2 separate regions of the Homo sapiens genome follow, and region 1 is linked to region 2. Evidence: chromatin loops called from intact Hi-C (ENCODE). Cell type or tissue: heart left ventricle. All regions are shown on one strand. Each heading gives the region's core, and the rest is flanking DNA. Links, peaks and the distances in the headings are about the cores only. Region 1 has its middle 120 kb from the start of PTCH1. Region 2 has its middle 7.3 kb from the start of PTCH1.

Region 1 (8,562 bases), core at 3,164-5,663, 110 kb after region 2:
GCCGGGCACAGTGGCTCACGCCTGTAATCCCAGCACTTTGGGAGGCTCAGGTGGGCAGATCACAAGGTCAGGAGTTCGAGACCAGCCTGCCCAATATGGTGAAACCCCATCTCTACTGAAAAACACAAAAATTAGCTGGTTGTGGTGGTGTGCACCTGTAGTCCCAGCTACTTGGGAGGCTGAGGCAGGAAAATCACTAGAACCCGGGAGGCAGAGGTTGCAGTGAGCCGAGATCATGCCACTGCACTCCTGCCTGGGTGACAGAGCAAGACTCCCTCTCAAAAAAAAAAAAAAAAAAAAGGACTGGGCTAAATCCACTGCCTGTGTTCTATAAATGGAACAACAAAGCCAGGATGACAGCACATCTGTTCACAACATGGTTTACTGAAGATTTTAAGCCCACTATTGAGAACTACTGCTCAGAAACAAAGATTCTTTTCCAAATATTACTGCTCATTGTTAATGTACCTGGTCACCCAAGAGCTCCAACAGAGATGTGCAAGGAGATCAACATTGTTTTCATGCCTGTGAACACAACATCCATTCAGCAGCTCATGGATCAAGCAGTCACTTTGACTTTCAAGACTCAGTATTTAAGAAATACATTTCATAAGGCCTTAGCTACCATACTTAGTGATTCCTCTAATGGATCTGGGCAAAGTACATTGACAGCCTTCTAGAAAGGATTCACCATAGTAGATGCCATTAAGAACATTTGTGATTTATGGAAGGGGTCAAAGTATCAATATTAACAGGAGTTTAGAAGAACTGGATTCCAACCCTTATGGATGACTCTGAGGGGCCAACATTTCAGAGGAGGAAGTCACTGCAGATATGGTGAAAATAGCAAGAAAACTAAAATTAGAAGTGGAGTCCAAAAGTGTGACTGAATTGCTGCAATCTCATGATAAAACTTTAGTGTATGAGGAGTTGATTCTCATGGATGAGCAAAGAAAGTGAGATGGACTCTGATCCTGGTGAAGCTGCTGTGAACATTGTTGAATGACAACAAAAGATTTAGAATATTCCATAATCTTAGTTGATAAAGCACTGCAGGGTTTGAGAGGATTTACTCCAATTTTGAAAGAAGGTCTACTGTGGGTCAAATGCTATCAAACAGCATCACCTGCTACAGAGAAATCTTTTGTGAAACGGAGAGTCAATTGATGTGGCAGACTTCACTGTTGTCTTATTTTAAGACATTGCCACAGTCACCCCAGCCTTCAGCTGCCACCACCCTGATCAGTCAGCAGCTATCAACATCAAGGCAAGGCCCTCTACCAGCAAAAAGACTGTGACTCACTTAACGCTCAGATGATCATTAGCATTTTTTTAGCAATAAAATATTTTTGAATTACGGCATGTACATCTTTAAAAAACATAACTCTATTGCACACTTAATGGACTACAGTGTAGTGTAAACATAACTTTTATAGCACTAGGAAACCAAAACAATGTGTGACTCACTTTATTGTGATGTTTGTGATATTTGTTTTATTGCGGTGGTCTGGAATAAAACCTGAGGTATGCAATACGCCTTGTACATCAATCTCTCATCTCAGAATTAGAATTCAGAAGTAAGATGGTTGGGAAGGGATGCATATTAACACATTGCTTTGAAATTGAAGTCAGTTTTTTCCTAACTGAAGCTAGATCTGGCTTGGCTGCTGTCTTGATGAATGGACTGCTTTGCCAAATAGGTTACATGGCAGGCATTTCCATGAACTGAATGAGCTGCACCTAAAATGCCATGATTTGGATGAAAATGTACTTAAAGCATATGATGAGATAAAATAACTTCATTGAAAATCGTGAGGGTGGAGCGGGGAATGAAGAGTAGCTGCTAATAGGTATGAAATTTCTTGCTGGGGAGATGCAAATGTCCTGGAATTAGACAGTGGTGATGGCTGCACAACTTTCTGAAGATACTAAAACCCACTAAATTGCACACTTTAAAAGAGTGATCTTTCTGGTATGTGAATTACATCTCAATTTGAAAGGCAAAAAAAAAAATTGTATTGGCAAAGTTGTGTTAAAATGACTAGTATTTTAATTTTCCTAACCTTTTCCATGTTAACAAGGAATCTCTAAGTAAATGAGTAGCAGGTATAATTAGCAGTCATCTGAGAAGTTTGGGGGCAGTCTTTTTGGTGTATTTCCCAGAATCAAGACAGTGAATGACAAATGACTGGGTAACAAATACATTTTCATGTCTCATGGTTTCCATTTCTTTTCTTTTGACAAAATTGAAGGGGGACCAAGTTGATTTGTCAGGTGACAGGTCATTACTAATTTTTGATAATAGTTTATAATGTAATTTTTGACATCATAAAACTCCTTTCATTGATCTCTTGTTTTTGAGGAGAACAAAGTTTCTCACAATGTTTTTCTAAAAATGTGAAATAGAAATAGAATTAATTTTGGACCCCATTTCATTTTAGCAATAAGTAATTTTCTTCTGTGAGTATATCAGCTGATTGAAAAAAACACCTTTTTGATTATTTATTTAAACACATTATAGAGCTATGTTGTTTTGATCAATTGTATTCTGATGATTATTGAAATTATAAACTTGGTCTAGAAAAAGCTGTTTAAACCTTACAGTCTTACAATGATACTGAAATTAAAATTTTAGTGTATGTGCATTTTTGTGTCAGAATAGAATGATAATGATGGTCATTTATGAAAATAACTTTCAAACATGACAATTGCTAAGATATTCCTTAGCAAATGACAATTGCTAAGAAGTACGAGGAGTAAATGGAATGGAAATATGAGTTCAAGGAGAAAATGGAACAAGAAGCAAATAAAGAAGACTTTTCATGTATTTTAAAAATTGGTCATTGTGGGTACAGAATTGCTCCGCTACTTAGTTCCATTGGCAGAGTTTAAAAGAGTGATGTAATGGTTTTATTTTAAAATGCTAATATTTACAATAGTAAGGAAATGACATTCTCTGCAACTATTTAAACTCACAATAAAAGTTTTTAAAAATGTCATCTTAAAACTGTGAGGGAGAAAATGGGTTTTCAAATCCTGAGGGGTGATTGGATGTACCGGGGTGAGGGAGCTTTGCAGAGGAGGTGCTGGGAGCTGCACTTCGACAGGAGAAAGATGTCTGCCAGTCAGAGGAGGGCCCAGCCAGTTGCCTACTGGAGGCTGAGGTTTTAGGGGCAAAAGGCTGGCTCCTGGCACACTCACCAGGATGCCCATTACCATAGCAACTGATATCGTGGCCATTTTGTAGACACCCAAGTGTGAGAAGCAGCTATGTGACGGTCAACAATGCAGCTGCAGATGGCAGCACCCTTTGCTGGCCCCTGGCGAGTGTGTGTGCATGGCTCTCTGCTTTCTCTGTGGTGGCTGTTGTTCAGCGGCACCCTGAATTAGCCTGGCTTCAAACCCCAACTGCCTTCCCTTGCCCCACAGCATGCTAAGAGGACAGGACCACCCGTGCACCCCCAGGCTTCCAGAAATCAGGTGGCACTTTCAATCCCCAGGATCCAAGAGGATCAAAACAACGAGGCCGAGTTTGAAAAATGGACAAGAATAAGCTCAAAAAGAGCAGAGCAGAGGCTTTATCTTTTGTTGTGTTAGTGAGAAGGAAAACCTTGGTAAAGTTGGTGTATGGGGACGGGTCTTGGCTTGGAGGGTTTCCAATTGACTTGAAAAGAAACTCGGGCCTTTTTGCCCTATGAACCCAGCTCAGAAGCTTGTAGGGGAAGCAAATTTGAACTGCAGACCTCAAAATTGTGTTTGTGTTGACTGGGGAGCCACAGAGCCAGGTAGCACGTTGGTAAGAGTTCTCACACTTCTAGAAAATGCTGCAGTTGGAGCCTGCCCGGGGTGGGCTGTCCTGGGGCAGGAGAGCAGCTTCAGGCAGGGTCCGTGCAGAGAGGAGCCCCCGAGGCCTGTCCTGCCCCCCACCTTCAGTGTGGATTCTGCATTTATGCTTATTTATTTTCAAGTGTGTATACAGATGTGTGGGTTTTCTGAAGAGATGTGAGGGGAGGGAAGCAAATGTAGCTGTGCGGAATGTTTTGAGCCACAGCCATCGGGATCCAGAGGAAAATGGTTGACTTTTTCCAGCCTGCCCAGATGGGCCGAGCGTGTGGCATGTTAGCTCTGGCAGGGCCCCCGGGCTCTGTAAACACCGCTGCGGCCCTAGGCCGGGACGCCATGTGGACTGTCAGGACTTGCTGCCTAATGGGCTCTCGCAGAGTCTTCCAGCCGCTTCCTCTGGTCTCTGTGGCTCTGGGGAAAGCCTCGGGGACAGGGTGGGAGTCAAGTTATTTGATTCTGTCCCTTGAGGTCCATTTGTCCACTTCCCAGAAGAGCTGGACTGACAGCGAAAGGGACGTTCTTCTCTTGGGCAGGAAGACCTTGCCAGCATCCATGCTATGTGTGTTTCAGGAGCGGAGGGCAGGTTCAATTAGCTGCGGCAAGTCAGGTCTCGGAGAGGTCGTGGGAGGCCCCTCACCCTGGAGCCAGCTCCCCTTCCCCTCTCTGTTGCTTTCCGGGTTCCTTTTTTATGTCCGCTCTGGATGAGTGCATTTGCCTTCTGCCCTTTTCACTTCAATGGCCCTGATGCCGTCGTGTCCCGGCGACACACGTGCATGCTGAGCTCAGCGGCGTGGATGGGTGCCAGGTGCCAGGCTCCACTGTCAGCAAATCACACCCTCTCCTCAGCCCGCCACAGCCTTTCTGAGACTTGGGTCTATAAATTGCATCATGACAAGTCGCCTGGGAACTTCCCTCGCTGCTGGCAGCTCCACACCCATGCATTTCCTTTTCCTGTAAAAAAAAAAAAAAAATCAATTCCCAGCTCAAACTCAAGAGAGAAGGTTAGTTATATCGAAACCTACTGCACATAGACACTATATTTTCAGGAAAATATTGTCACCTTTTGAAATCTGTCACGTTGTGTTCCTTCCCGTTCCTGACCCCCTTCCTGGTCCCCTCCCTCCCCAGCCTTGACAGGAACAGTCAGCCTCAAGTCAAGCCTACAGCCACGCCCCATGCCCCTACCCCAGGAGGATGCGTGCTTTCAGAAATGGTTCCAGTGGTGGTGAGGCCCTCAGCCCCCCAGGACCCTCCTGTCAGCAGGGGAAGTTGACCGAGAGGGATGCTTGGGGTCGGGAGGTTGAGCCTTAAGACAGAGATCTCGGACGCATGGCGGGTTTCTGCTTAGCTGATGATGTTGGGCAGTTTTCTCATCTTTGCCCCACCTTCCTCATTTCTGAAATAGGAGAGGAATAATTTCACAGGAGGAAATGAGCATCCAGGTCAGTCATCAGTTTCCAGTGTCAGGACGCTGCATGGAGTGGTGTTCTCTCTTTACCACCCAACCAGGGCATGCTTTTCCACCTTTCCATGGATGCCAAGCCTTTGAATGAAAGCATCAGTCTCCAGGAGTCTTGGGCTAAAATCAAATCTATGAACTTAGAAAGGAGGTAGAATGGACATTTGTTGTTTTTGCTGCTCCCCGTTCATGCTAATAGCACCCCATTTCCTTTCCAGGAAATGACCTCATCCCCGTCCTGTGCATTCCAGGGAATTAGCTCACCCGCATGGTAGACTGTCAATCAAGGCGCCCTGCTCTCCCTGGCCAAGCGGTAGGCATGTTACTACAGTGGGGCCAACTGGATTCTCCCTTTTATGCATTGGATCTGGGGCAGCCTCACGAGTCAGGACACACGCTGCACTTGATACATACCAGAGTGCTTCCTCAGCCACAGCCATGGTTCCTGCCAGACCCCCCAGAGAGTCCCTGGTCCTGTTCACTCTGGCCGGGGGCAGTGGCCACCTGAAAAAGACTGATGTTAGTTTCCTACCCGCCTGTGCTAAATAAGCAGAAAGAAAAGTTCTTCCCACCTGAATGGGTGAGCTGAGGGGTCAAACCACAGGGCACCCAACATCATCATGCTGAGGATGAGAAATTAATCCACAAATGCTGCCTGAGCAAGGGACAATGGGACTCAGAAGTGCTAGAACTCTTTCCAGATAATGGAAACTGGATCCTGGGATCGCAAAACATGCAGGTGGCTCTTGAGCAACGCGGGTTTGAACTGCGCGAGTCCACTTGTACATGGTTTTCCTTCCATCTCTGCCCCCAGAGAGAGCGAGGCTAACCCCTCCTCCTCCTCGTCCTCCTCGTCCTACTCCACATGAAGACAATGAGGTCTTTAGGATGGTCTGCTTTCACTTATAGACTAGTAAATGTATTTTCTCTTCCTTATGATTTTCTTAGTAACATTTTATTTTCTCTAGTTTACTTTATTGTAAGAATACAGTATGTAATACATAAGACATACAAAATATGTGTCAATCAACTGCTTATCTTCTTGGTTTCCAGTCAAAAGTAGGCTATTAGTAGTTAGGTTTTTAAGGAGTTGAAAGTTCTGTGTGAATTTTTGGCGGCTCAAGGGATCACCACTCATAACTCCGACAGTGCTCAATGGTCAACTGTGTATCTTTCTGCATTTGTGTCAAATAAGGAGGGTCATTCATCTCTTCTTTCTCCTCCTCTGCTCCTTCCTTGTCTTTGAAAAAAAAACTTTTTTTGAGAGACAGGGTCTTACTCTGTCATCCAGTCTGAAGTACAGTGGCGCGATTATAGCTCACTGTAGTGTCAAATTTCTAGACTCACGTGATCCTCCTGCCTCAGCTTTCTGAGCAGCTGAGACTAGAGGCATGCACCACCACATCCAGCTAATTTTTGTTTTTATTTTTATTTTTGTGGAGATGTGGTCTTGCTATGTTGCCCAGGCTGGTCTCAAACTCCTGGGCTCAAGTGATCCTCCTGCCTCAGCCTCCCAAAATGTTGGAATTACCAGCATGAGCCATCATGCCTGGCCCTTGTCTTCTTATTATTTATTTATTTTGTTTCTTTCTTTTAGGGGGCAAAGAAGATGGACATTTTTTGATGGAAGCCAGTTTAATCTATATCCTTTACAGTATCTATTTAACCAAGTTAAGGTTCTCTCTGTCTATCTGGATGATCAGGGGTCATGCCTCTATAACTGGAGCCTGAAAACCAAATTTGCCATTCTGGAGTAGCTTCTCTGGAGTTGAAGCTGTTGCTGAAACTCTGTCAAACCAATTTAGCAAAACAAGCGGAAGAGGTAAAGTCATCGCTCTCCCCTCCTTCTTCACCCATGGCAGATAGGGTGGCTTTCTTGCAATCAGGCACAAATCTTCCTCTGTCCTACCTGGTCTACTTTTTCTATTAAGACAACTTTTCACTGCCTAAGCTCACAGGCAACCTTGAAGGGAGCTGCATTTTCCTCAGCAAAATCGCGCAGGCCTTACCTGTTAATGTGCCCGCGATGAGGCAAAACCGTGGCAACCATGTGGGTTCTACAGTGGAGGGGGCCACATTCCAGATGGGTCCTTAAGATCTGGAGATCTGGGTGACATTATCTCAAAGAACAGGTGGACATTATCTCAGGACCTGGGGACAGCAGTTACAGGGGTGGAATAACCACAGCTTCCACTTCCTGTAGCTCAGCCCAGCGGCTGTGGAAAGGACTGTGGATACATTTTGACCACCCTTTCCAGTTTCTCTTTTGTATTAGTTATAGTAATTCATGCTAGCTGTTATAACAAATAGTCCTCAAATTCCAATAACTGAATACAAGTGTGTTTCTCAGGTGTGCAAAGTCTGTCGAGAACGGGGTGGCTCCATGGCAGTGGTCCTCCAAGCAGTGACTCAGGGATCATGGTGTGGCTTTGTGATCTGAGTTGGCTCAGGTACTTCTAGTCATGTGGACAGAAGAGAAAGAGTAAAAGGAGCACCAGGTTCTTAACCACCTGAATCAGAAGTGCGATGCCCTTGGCTACAACCATCATGCCACCCACCTAACCGTGGAAGGAGCCCATGGACATTGGTGAGCACGGCATGCTCTGTAGCGCCTCAGTGTCCAAGCTCTTCAGCGAATCCCCCTCTCGACTCCTGGAGAAACTTCTCTTCTACACATATCCCTTAGGAAAGGTCTGAAACATACACAATACTAAGGTAAAAAGGAAGTATAAATGAGTGACATGTACTCTTCCTCAGAAATACACTGTTTTAGGCAGGCTAAACATCTTAACCTAAGATGGCAGCTCTTTCAGCTACTACTTTGATGCAGAAGGATAAGCTTCTGCTGAGCAACGCTGGAGTTCTGCTAATTTCCAGGCTTCTGAAATGCAGGTGAATGCAGGTAAGAATGGCCTTGCTGACAGCTCAGCACCACACAGTCCCCAGGCCCACCCCTGGCCTTAGCAACCATCACTCTTAGGAGTAACAAGCGTGGAAGGCATTCTCATTGGAGATCCCTGTGTTAAATGAGGAGAGAGCTCAGTCTTTGGTTCCTCTGGCTCAGTGCTTGTCCCATTTGCCTTTTAATTTTCTGGTCAGACGTATGCTTGGGGCTTTGAGCTCACAAATGATGTGGGTGATTCCCATTGGGTGGCTCTGTCATCTGGTGGGTGACCCTGGAAGTTTATTCTTTGTGCTCTGATTTAGAATAGAAATATAAGAAAGAAGTTGAGAAAAAAGTCTTCTTGACTCATAATTAC
Region 2 (8,562 bases), core at 2,089-4,588:
ACCCGTGGGTTCCAGGACGCACTCCGGAGCCTCGGCTCTAACGAGCGCTATCTTAATCTCCCCACCCCCCACCCGCCGCTTCCCCTGTGGTCTGCTTTTTTCATACTTAGAGATGAATTACTTTGAGGATCTAATTGGCCTTGTTTCTGTAACGTTTTAAGAAAGGGAAGAGGAGCCAGTGTAAAAGCCTGCTCGACTTGGGTGGTCAGGGCTGAGGCTGCCCCCAATTTGCCTCATTGCTGATGCATGCGAGTGCGACATTCCCAGCGATAATGTTGTTCCTAATCAATCTGCCCTTATTTACATTTGTAAGCATTGTCGGCTTTAATATGCATGCCCTGTGCAGGGGACTGCTGTGCCACACCGGGTTTGTTAACTTCAACTAACCACAAGGATTCCACAGATCTGAGATGCAGACTGGGGCAGCCAGACCTGCTAAGGTGTCCTCCGGGAAGACAGTCCCTTTAAATGGCCCTTCTGCCTCTGGCACCCCTTGTGACAGTTACCAAATAAAAATAAGTGAGAACTTGGGGCCTTATCAGCCAGCAGGAGTTGCCAGCCTTTATGAAGCAACAGCTGAGTGTTCCATTTCCCCTTTCCAAGTAAAGTTCATCTCAATGCATAAATTGTCATTTTGGTCTCCCAGTCATGATCCAAGACTTCTCATTGGAGTGTGTAGTTTTCAAAGCAGATGCCTTAAGCTCTCCGGATTCCCTCACATCTCCTCCCTTCTCTGTTCCAATACTACAAATATCCATGGCCACACCACACACATTTCAAAAATGACATCAGATTATCCAAATGATGACAATGAAATAAAACATCTGCCCTTTGTGTTGGGATGTTCCAATGGTAAGCAATTGTGGAAGCCAGACTTGGTGGAGTTATGAAAAACCACAGTGAGATTTAACTTTTCACTGGTTTCTCAGATCAAACCAAATGAGTCTTTAAAATCCAATGTAATTTGGCAAGTTTTGCAGAGTATAAATGAATAAAGGGGTTAATGTATTCCAGTAATTTGACCCTGGGGCCATTTATAATTTTGTCTACTGAGTTTAATACTCTTCCAGAAATACAAGGAATTGCAAACATGATTTTAAGTCCTACAGTATTTTTGTTGAGAGGGTCGGATGGAGAGAGGAATTGGGGATTTGATGCAATATTCTTTTACTGCATGGGGAGCCCAGGATACAGGATGTGAGTGATGGTCAAGGCAGGGCTTCAGCAGTTCCAAGCAGGTACCTTGAATATGAGTTGAGTCGACTCAACTCAAGCCAATGTGCCACCATCCACCACATTTTCTTGGCTCCCTAAGAATGCCTTACTATTTTCTCATTGGCAGCTTTTGTATATTCTTAAAAGGTGATGGTAGAAAATGAGTCTAAAAGGTTTCAGGGAAGTCGGGGACGGGGTGGGGGGAGATTCAGCAGCTACAAAATTTAAAACTACTGGGCTTGACTCCCCTCCCCTACTCCCTTCCACCTTCTGTTTCCTCCCCTTATTTACCCCCTCCCCAGGCTGGAGGAAAGGGAACAGCTCTAGCCAACTTGTCAAAATAATGCTGCTAATTACCCCTGATCTCCTTTAATGGGAAGCTGCTCCTAACTCCACAAAGGAGTAAATGAGGGGTCTACAGCACAAACCCGGGAGCACTGGCATTTTTTGAGCTTACAGTGAGCTGGGGGTGGGGAAAGCGGCAGAGGGGAGTGTCCTGAGAAGGTCCCAGAAATCTCCACATTGATTACTCCAGGTCTAAATACTAGCTTGAAAGGGGAATTAGACTTTATGTATTGCCAAAAGCTATTGGTATTCTCTTGCTAAGCATGTCACCAACTGCTGAATGTTCAGAGCCTACTATGAACTTGAAAGAAAACAGAGCATTGACCCCTGCATTGATCCCTCTCTCTCCAAATATATTCTTACCCACATTGCTTTCCTCTCATGGATAGAGATGTATTCCTACAACACCCAGACTTTGAACATGTTTTGCATCCTTCCCTCTCCTCGCCTCTCCCTGTCTAATATATCTCTATCAAGCTTTGCGTTTGCTAGGAGGCACACCATTCATTTCAGTGATCTCTGCTATTGGGTCCTGCATGAAAAAGAAGCTGAGCAACATGATCCCTTTGACCCACTGCTGGAGCAACAAATTTATCAGAAATATAGGCATGAGAAATGAAAGGGAAGTAAAACAATTCCAGCTTATTGTGTGTCTTTCTTTCATACTGCTAATCCGGTTTACACATCACGCCTACACGTCTCAATAGGGCATTATACACTGTGGCAGAGGCTGGAGAAAATAAAAGGTGTGTGTGTGTGTGTGTGTGTGTGTGAGAGAGAGAGAGGAATGAGGATAAAAACGGGAGACATATTTTAATCCACATTGATTAACCTCATCAGTTTATCTATCTGTAGAAAGTTGAAGATAATTTTGTAAAACAGCCTTTTTCTTTTCAGAAAATAATTCCAAATGGTTCTAAGTTTTGTTCAAATAGCTTCAAAGATTATGACTACTTTATAACCAGAAATTAGATACACCACTCACAGTGAGTTTGAAATGAAGCTAATACCCCAAATTGAGAATGGCGGGGCCTATTGATGTCTACCTTGATTCAACATTTTAATTGAAACAGATCATGGACTCAAAGGCATTTTATAGCCTTGTGGAAGGAAGCTGGGTGACAACTGGAACACACATAAACTCACAATCGAAAGCCCCTTGTTTTACAACTTGGGCACTCCATGCACCTGAGGCAACAATTTATCCGGAGTACCACCCAGAAATTTTAAGTTGCAATAACAAAGGATGACACCATAAAGCATTGTCTTTCTTTGTGGAGGCGATTAATTGCATGCTGAACTACTGTCGCCAATAAACACAGAAATAAATAAAAACCTAAAAGAAATGCACACACACAGAATGCTGAAAAAGGACTATTGTGGTAGTTCAAGACCTCAGTGATCCAATTATCAAATATTTAGAGCCACCCATTGTGGCTCTTTATTATTTATGTCTAGTTCTTTTGTATTTCTCCTCCCCAGGGAGGAAGAAAGGATAAAAAGGGAGGAAGACGGTCTTCTCTCCCAGGTGCAGGAAAACAGGTCTGTGGGTGTCTTCCACAGCCGCCCACCCATATGGTTCTTCTTAGGTGATGGAAACAGATCAGTTTCCCTGAGAGTGTGCTCATCCACACGCTAGCATCATTTTAAACATGAACGTACTAAATACGTGGAGACACAGCGCATGTCACCCAGAGGCACAGTTTCTGGGGGTCTTGGGGTTCAGCGCTGGGCCCGGGCCTGTAAAGTGAGAATCGGTCCGGCCCGCCCCCGGGCTCCCCTGAGGCCGCACTCTGCACTCTAAGCACTGGGCTGGTCGCCCATCTCTGTAAGGGTGGCAGCCACCCAAGCGCCTGAATCGGTGGGCATAAGAGTCACACACACCACCTCTCTTACCCACCGCCCCTTCCAGAACTCCAAAAGCCTCTCTGGCCCTTTTCCCGCAGCATGGGAGGGGAGGTGGGTAAGGTGCGTCTCTTCTAGCCCGGGTGTCCCGCACCCCTAGGCGTGCGTGCGGGCTCGAGAGCGGGTCTGCGGGGCGCGAGCGTGCCCTTCCCTGCGGCTGCGGCTGCTCCCGCGAGCTGGCGGCAGCGGCTTCCGCGCGCGCGCTCTGAGCCCCCTCCCCTCGGCGCTGTCACTCTCCGCACCAGCCCTTCCATCACCAGCTCTGCCTCCGCTGGCGAGTCAGTAGCCACCACCAGGCTGATGAGCGGAAGCCAAGGTGGCGACCCTTTCAGGCGTGAAAATGGGAGCTCCGGCGACCCCCTCCGTGAGAATTCCCCCCGGAGCCGTTCCTCAGCCGGGGCCCGCCGCGGCCAGCCCCCTCCCCGCCACGCGGGGCTGGCCTCGGGGGCGGGGGCCCGGGCGTGCGAGCGAGCGTGGAGGCGCGGGACCCGCGCTCCCGCGCCCAGGCGGCGCAGCCCACCCGGCTCCACGGCCCCGGCGCGCGGCCCGCCCCTCCTGCCCGGCGCTCGGGGCTCGCTCCTCCGTCCGCCGCGCGGGGCGTCCCGCGTCCCCGTGTCCCCGCGCCGCCCGAGGAGCACGGCGCGCGAGGCGAGGTGGCGTCGGCGGCCGCCGCGCTGGCTGCACTCACCATAGCCGGCCGTCAACCCCTGCTCGGAGCGCGGGTGCCGATGGCGCGGACGCTGGGCTTGGATTTCACATCAATTCCTTTTTTTTCCCTGGCCCCCCTTTCCTCGTCCTCCGCTCCTCCGTCTTCTCCCAGTCTTCCCTCGTCTCCCCCTTGCCTTGTCGCTGCGGGTCTCTTTGTCTCCCCTGTCGTCTTTTTCTTCTCCTCCGTTTTCTTCTTCTTCTTCTCCTCCTCCTCCGTCTTTACAAAAGGAACGGAAAGTGTAAAAACCCCGGCGCGCTGGGCCGCCGGAGGCTTTCGGCGGAGTGCAGCGCGGACTCACAATTACAAGCCTGTTTCTATTAAGCAGTTCCATGGCCCTCGGCGTGGGTGGTCTGCCGCGCCATAGGCAGGACCTGTCAGGGTCACGTGACGGATCCGAAAACTTTACCCCTTTACAATAAACTCAAGGAAAGCAAAGTAAACTCGAGGAACGTGCTATCAGCACAGCCCTCCTGGGTAAACAGGCGCTCCCCTCCCCGCCTTCCTGGGAGGCGCCCTGCCCGGCGAGCTCCCGCGAGCCTAGCCACCCTCTCCCCGCCCCCCGCGGCCGTGTTTGCGGGGGGCCGCCGGGCTGGGGGTCTCCGCGCGCTCCCGCGGCTTCTCCACCTTGTGCTCGGCTCCCCCGCCCCCGCACACATTATTTGCTAACATTTGGCCATCTTGTCCCAACGCCGGTCGGGGGAGGTGTGGGGAAGCAAGGAAGCTCCTTTTAGCATCCTCAGCGGTCCGGGAAGTGGGGGGTTCCCAGAGGACTGCAGAAGAACACCACCTTTCATGCTTGCATTCTCAAAGCCTTTCCTTCTCGCATTCCCACGGAAGCGCGGAAAAGCTGGGAGCCTTCTAGATGACAGGCCTACGGGCCGCCAGAGGGGCGGGGAGCAGGAAAACCGGACAGATCACAGCGCCTTCCCGGGGAAATTTCAGCACGAGATGTGTGCGGATTCGTGTCGGTCCCTCGGAAGCCGTTTCTTCTGAAAGAGACCAAGGTGGCGTCCCTTGGAAACCAAGATTTGTACCTGGTCCGAAGAATCACGGATTGACATTTGCTCCCTTTCTCTTCTGATTCCTGTGGTTTCTGGGGTATGCCACCCAAATGCTCCCACCTACTGTGCCGTCCTGTGCCAGGCGGCCTTGGGTGACTGGCCTAAACCTAGGAGCTGGTGGGTCGCGCGGATAACCCTGCTCTCGCTCAAGACTGAAGCGTTCTATTCGGGAGCGCCCCCGCTACAATGTCTGACATTTTATCTGCTCAACCCCGCCGCTGGTAGACGGTGTTTCACACACTGCGACTTTAAATGGGCCACATTATGAATAAAGATGAATTACAGATACAAGGGCAGGGTAGAGGGAGTGAGAACATTTACTGCAGCTCTGAAGAGCTGACTAGCTGGTCTTGAAATAAAGCCAGACTCTTCTCACTTCATTCTGGGCTGACAGTGTGATTAGGTGTGTGTGTGTGTTGGGGGCGGGGGGGGCGGGGCGGGGGTAGAAGAGGTGCCCCATGTGTTATTAAATAATAATAATCATCCTAGGAGTTTTGGGATCTCCCTCCCACAAAGATGACGTAGCCATTCTTGAGCAGAGTCATTTGAGTTTCCAGAATGTATGTGTTTGAGACACGTTAAGTAATTAAGCATTAGAAGGGGGGCAGCCCTGTGAATTTGGCTGGTCCAGAAGGTCATTTTCATACCAGTGACTTCAGTCAAAAATGGACTCAAATGCATATTGGCTGACCATGGATTCTAAAAGTCACAATAGTTGTAACAACAACAACAAAAAACCCAACATTTCCCTTCGAAACACTTCCCCCTGTCTTTTGGTGTCATATCAAAGGGCCCTGTTTATCTATAAATGTGAGTGGGGTTATGAACAGGAAGGTATACATAATCTCCAAATAGAGGGGTCTAGAATATGAGGGAGAAAGGGGGATAAGAAAAAAGAGAAACAGCCGACAAAGGGCATTTAAATGGCCCACAATATACAGTTGCTAGGAAAATTACAGCAGAACTTGAGGAGTTTGCTTTTTCTAGTTAAAATGAAGACCCTCATGGAAGCACACTTGGCTACATGCTCCTGCTGAGTTGTGGCCAAGGCTGATACTCAAGAGTGGACACTAGTTTTGTGTGGCCTAGGACTTAGGCAGCTTTCAGAGTGAACGGGGAGTGGGGAGCTTCTTTAGCAACTCAAAACTGCAAACACAAAATTAAGTACAGGGCCTTGAAGTGGCCTGGGCAGGGAGGAGCCCTAAAGCTACCTGGGCTTCTAGGAAATCGCCTTTCTTGAGTGTGCAGACAGGAGGACGACAGAACTACCCAGTCTTTGTGGTCCTGGTGGTCTACGCTGTCCCTTAGTTAGGACTGAATGTGTTCATATGAGTCTTATCTTAGTCCAAGGCTTTACAATTGGGAGCAAAGACAAGTTTGTTTTGTACAAGAGTGTAAGTACTTAGAGTTGGGCAGGAGTGGCATAATGAGGCAGGGAGTAGAAAATCTGGTGTTAAAACGTACAAGTATAGGAAGGAGGGAAGCCCCTGGAAATGTTCTCTCTTGTAGAATGTAAAAAGTTCCTCTTCAAAGTTTCCCCTTCCCTTCTTGTTAAAGAATAAATCATAAGTGTTAAAAATAATAGTTTCTTTTAAAAACTAACTTCCTTCAAGCCTCCTTGCTTTGTGCTAATAACTCTTTGTTAAGCCCTATCGTATGTAGCTGTTAAACATGCTCACAGGCACATAGTACATTCTATGTCCTTGTACCTTAACCAAGATATTTATGCTGGACATGCTCACAGGCAAGTTCCAGCTGGCAGCCTATGGCCCTTCCCTGTATGGCACAAGCAACTTCCTGTTTTCCTTTGTCTTTTCATTACTTTTACCTATTTAGAAAAGTTTTAAACTGTTAGCCAATCTGGTTTTAGTTTAGATTGTGAGGTCTGGCTCCAGCCAATGGAGACAGGACACAGTCTCAGGAACAAACTATGTAAGGGATAAAAATTGCTTCCCTCCTTTGTTCAGGTGTGCTGTCACATTGTTTCATCTCTGATGAGCACCCTTTCTGCAGAAAGTAATAATGGCCTTGCTGAGAGAATTAAATTTATGTTCGAGTGCTGTTTCTTCGAGTGCTGTTTCTTTGCAGCACCAGGGAACAAGCATTCTGTTTCTAAATAAACATTTTCCATGTAACGTCTCCCAAAAGCAACCTGTCTTTCTTTTCCTTCCTTTGAAATCAATCTTCGCAGATTATGTCAGTGCTGTGCCTCTCTTCTCTCCACTCTCAGATGCTAGAAGCATTAAGTCAATGATATAGGTTCTGGTTGGGGGTCAGGGACTCAACACCCTTATGTGTTACCTTCTAGTGCTTCTCTGAGACTCCCACCAGGGTGGGCCCTCTCTCATCAAACAGCTGCCTCCACACTTCTAAAGTTGCTTATGTCTCCCCACTTCCCAAAAACCAGCTCCAGTGCTGCCCAATCTAAGTCAATTGGCATGGAGGTGTTAATGGCACACAAGGCTACCAGACAACACCGCTCAGCTCCAAGTCTTCCCAGTCTGATAAGCCAATTGGCATCCAGGTGTTAATGGCTGATGAGGCTACTAGACAATACTTTTGCTGGTTAACTTGGACTTTTGGAGCCATACACAGAAGAATAATTCCAAAGCTGAAGATTTCAGGGCAGGGCCAGATGGAGATTTAGGGGGCATTGGAAGACAGGACAATAGGACTTTTGAAACAGGCCTGAAACCGACTGAAAACAGACCACAATGAGTATGCATAGGCGAGGTTGTCTTTCTGAATATTGTTGCTACTGGAGATACAGTGTTACTCTTTGTTTTTGTTTTTGTTTTTTGAGATGGAGTCTCACTCTGTCACCAGGCTGGAGTGCAGTGGCACAATCTTGGCTCACTGCAACCTTCACCTCCCGGGTTCAAGCAATTCTCATCCTCTCGAGTAACTGGGATTACAGGCACACACCGCCACACCAGCTAATTTTTGTATTTTTAGTAGAGATGAGGTTTCACCATGTTGGCCAGGATGGTCTTGATCTCCTGACCTTGTGATCCGCCCACCTTGGCCTTCCAAAGTGCTGGAATCACAGGTCTGAGCCACTGTGCCTGGCCCAGTGTTACTCTTGTACCATCAACATACACACTTATACACACACTTGCACATGCATACATGTGTTCACACATTCTTCATTTTAAGCTCCCCTCTTCTCTGGCTCCCAATAAAAATGGGTGCCTAAGAGTTTCCATTCATCTCCTCCCTCACGGTAACCTCCAGCAATTGGAAGGCTTTCAAATGAGTAACTGAGGGTTCAGAAGAAACAGTTGCCCACATTTAAGGAGCTCTCCACCTCAAGATGAATGCTGCTCT

Evidence for each region. Peaks named below come from ENCODE experiments on the same cell type or tissue, not always from the same donor. Only the 100,000 strongest peaks of a DNase experiment are listed, where the experiment ranks them.
Region 1: a loop joins it to region 2, with 2.6 times the contacts of the local background. A loop is called at or near these places in 11 of 110 quality-filtered maps.

The regions. Positions count from the first base shown.
Region 1 is chr9:95,622,384-95,630,945 of GRCh38, forward strand. No RefSeq gene overlaps it. Among named protein-coding and RNA genes, the nearest start is that of PTCH1, 120 kb to the left of the region's middle. RefSeq lists enhancers at 4,200-4,879, 4,732-5,931, 5,404-5,698. In heart left ventricle, for the core only: no CTCF peak of the experiment used is centred there; DNase peaks (open chromatin) are centred at 4,162 and 4,648; H3K27ac peaks cover 1,223 bases.
Region 2 is chr9:95,512,316-95,520,877 of GRCh38, forward strand. It overlaps a transcript of PTCH1 not described here. Among named protein-coding and RNA genes, the nearest start is that of PTCH1, 7.3 kb to the left of the region's middle. RefSeq lists an enhancer at 1-717. In heart left ventricle, for the core only: no CTCF peak of the experiment used is centred there; DNase peaks (open chromatin) are centred at 3,556 and 4,430; H3K4me3 peaks cover 1,438 bases.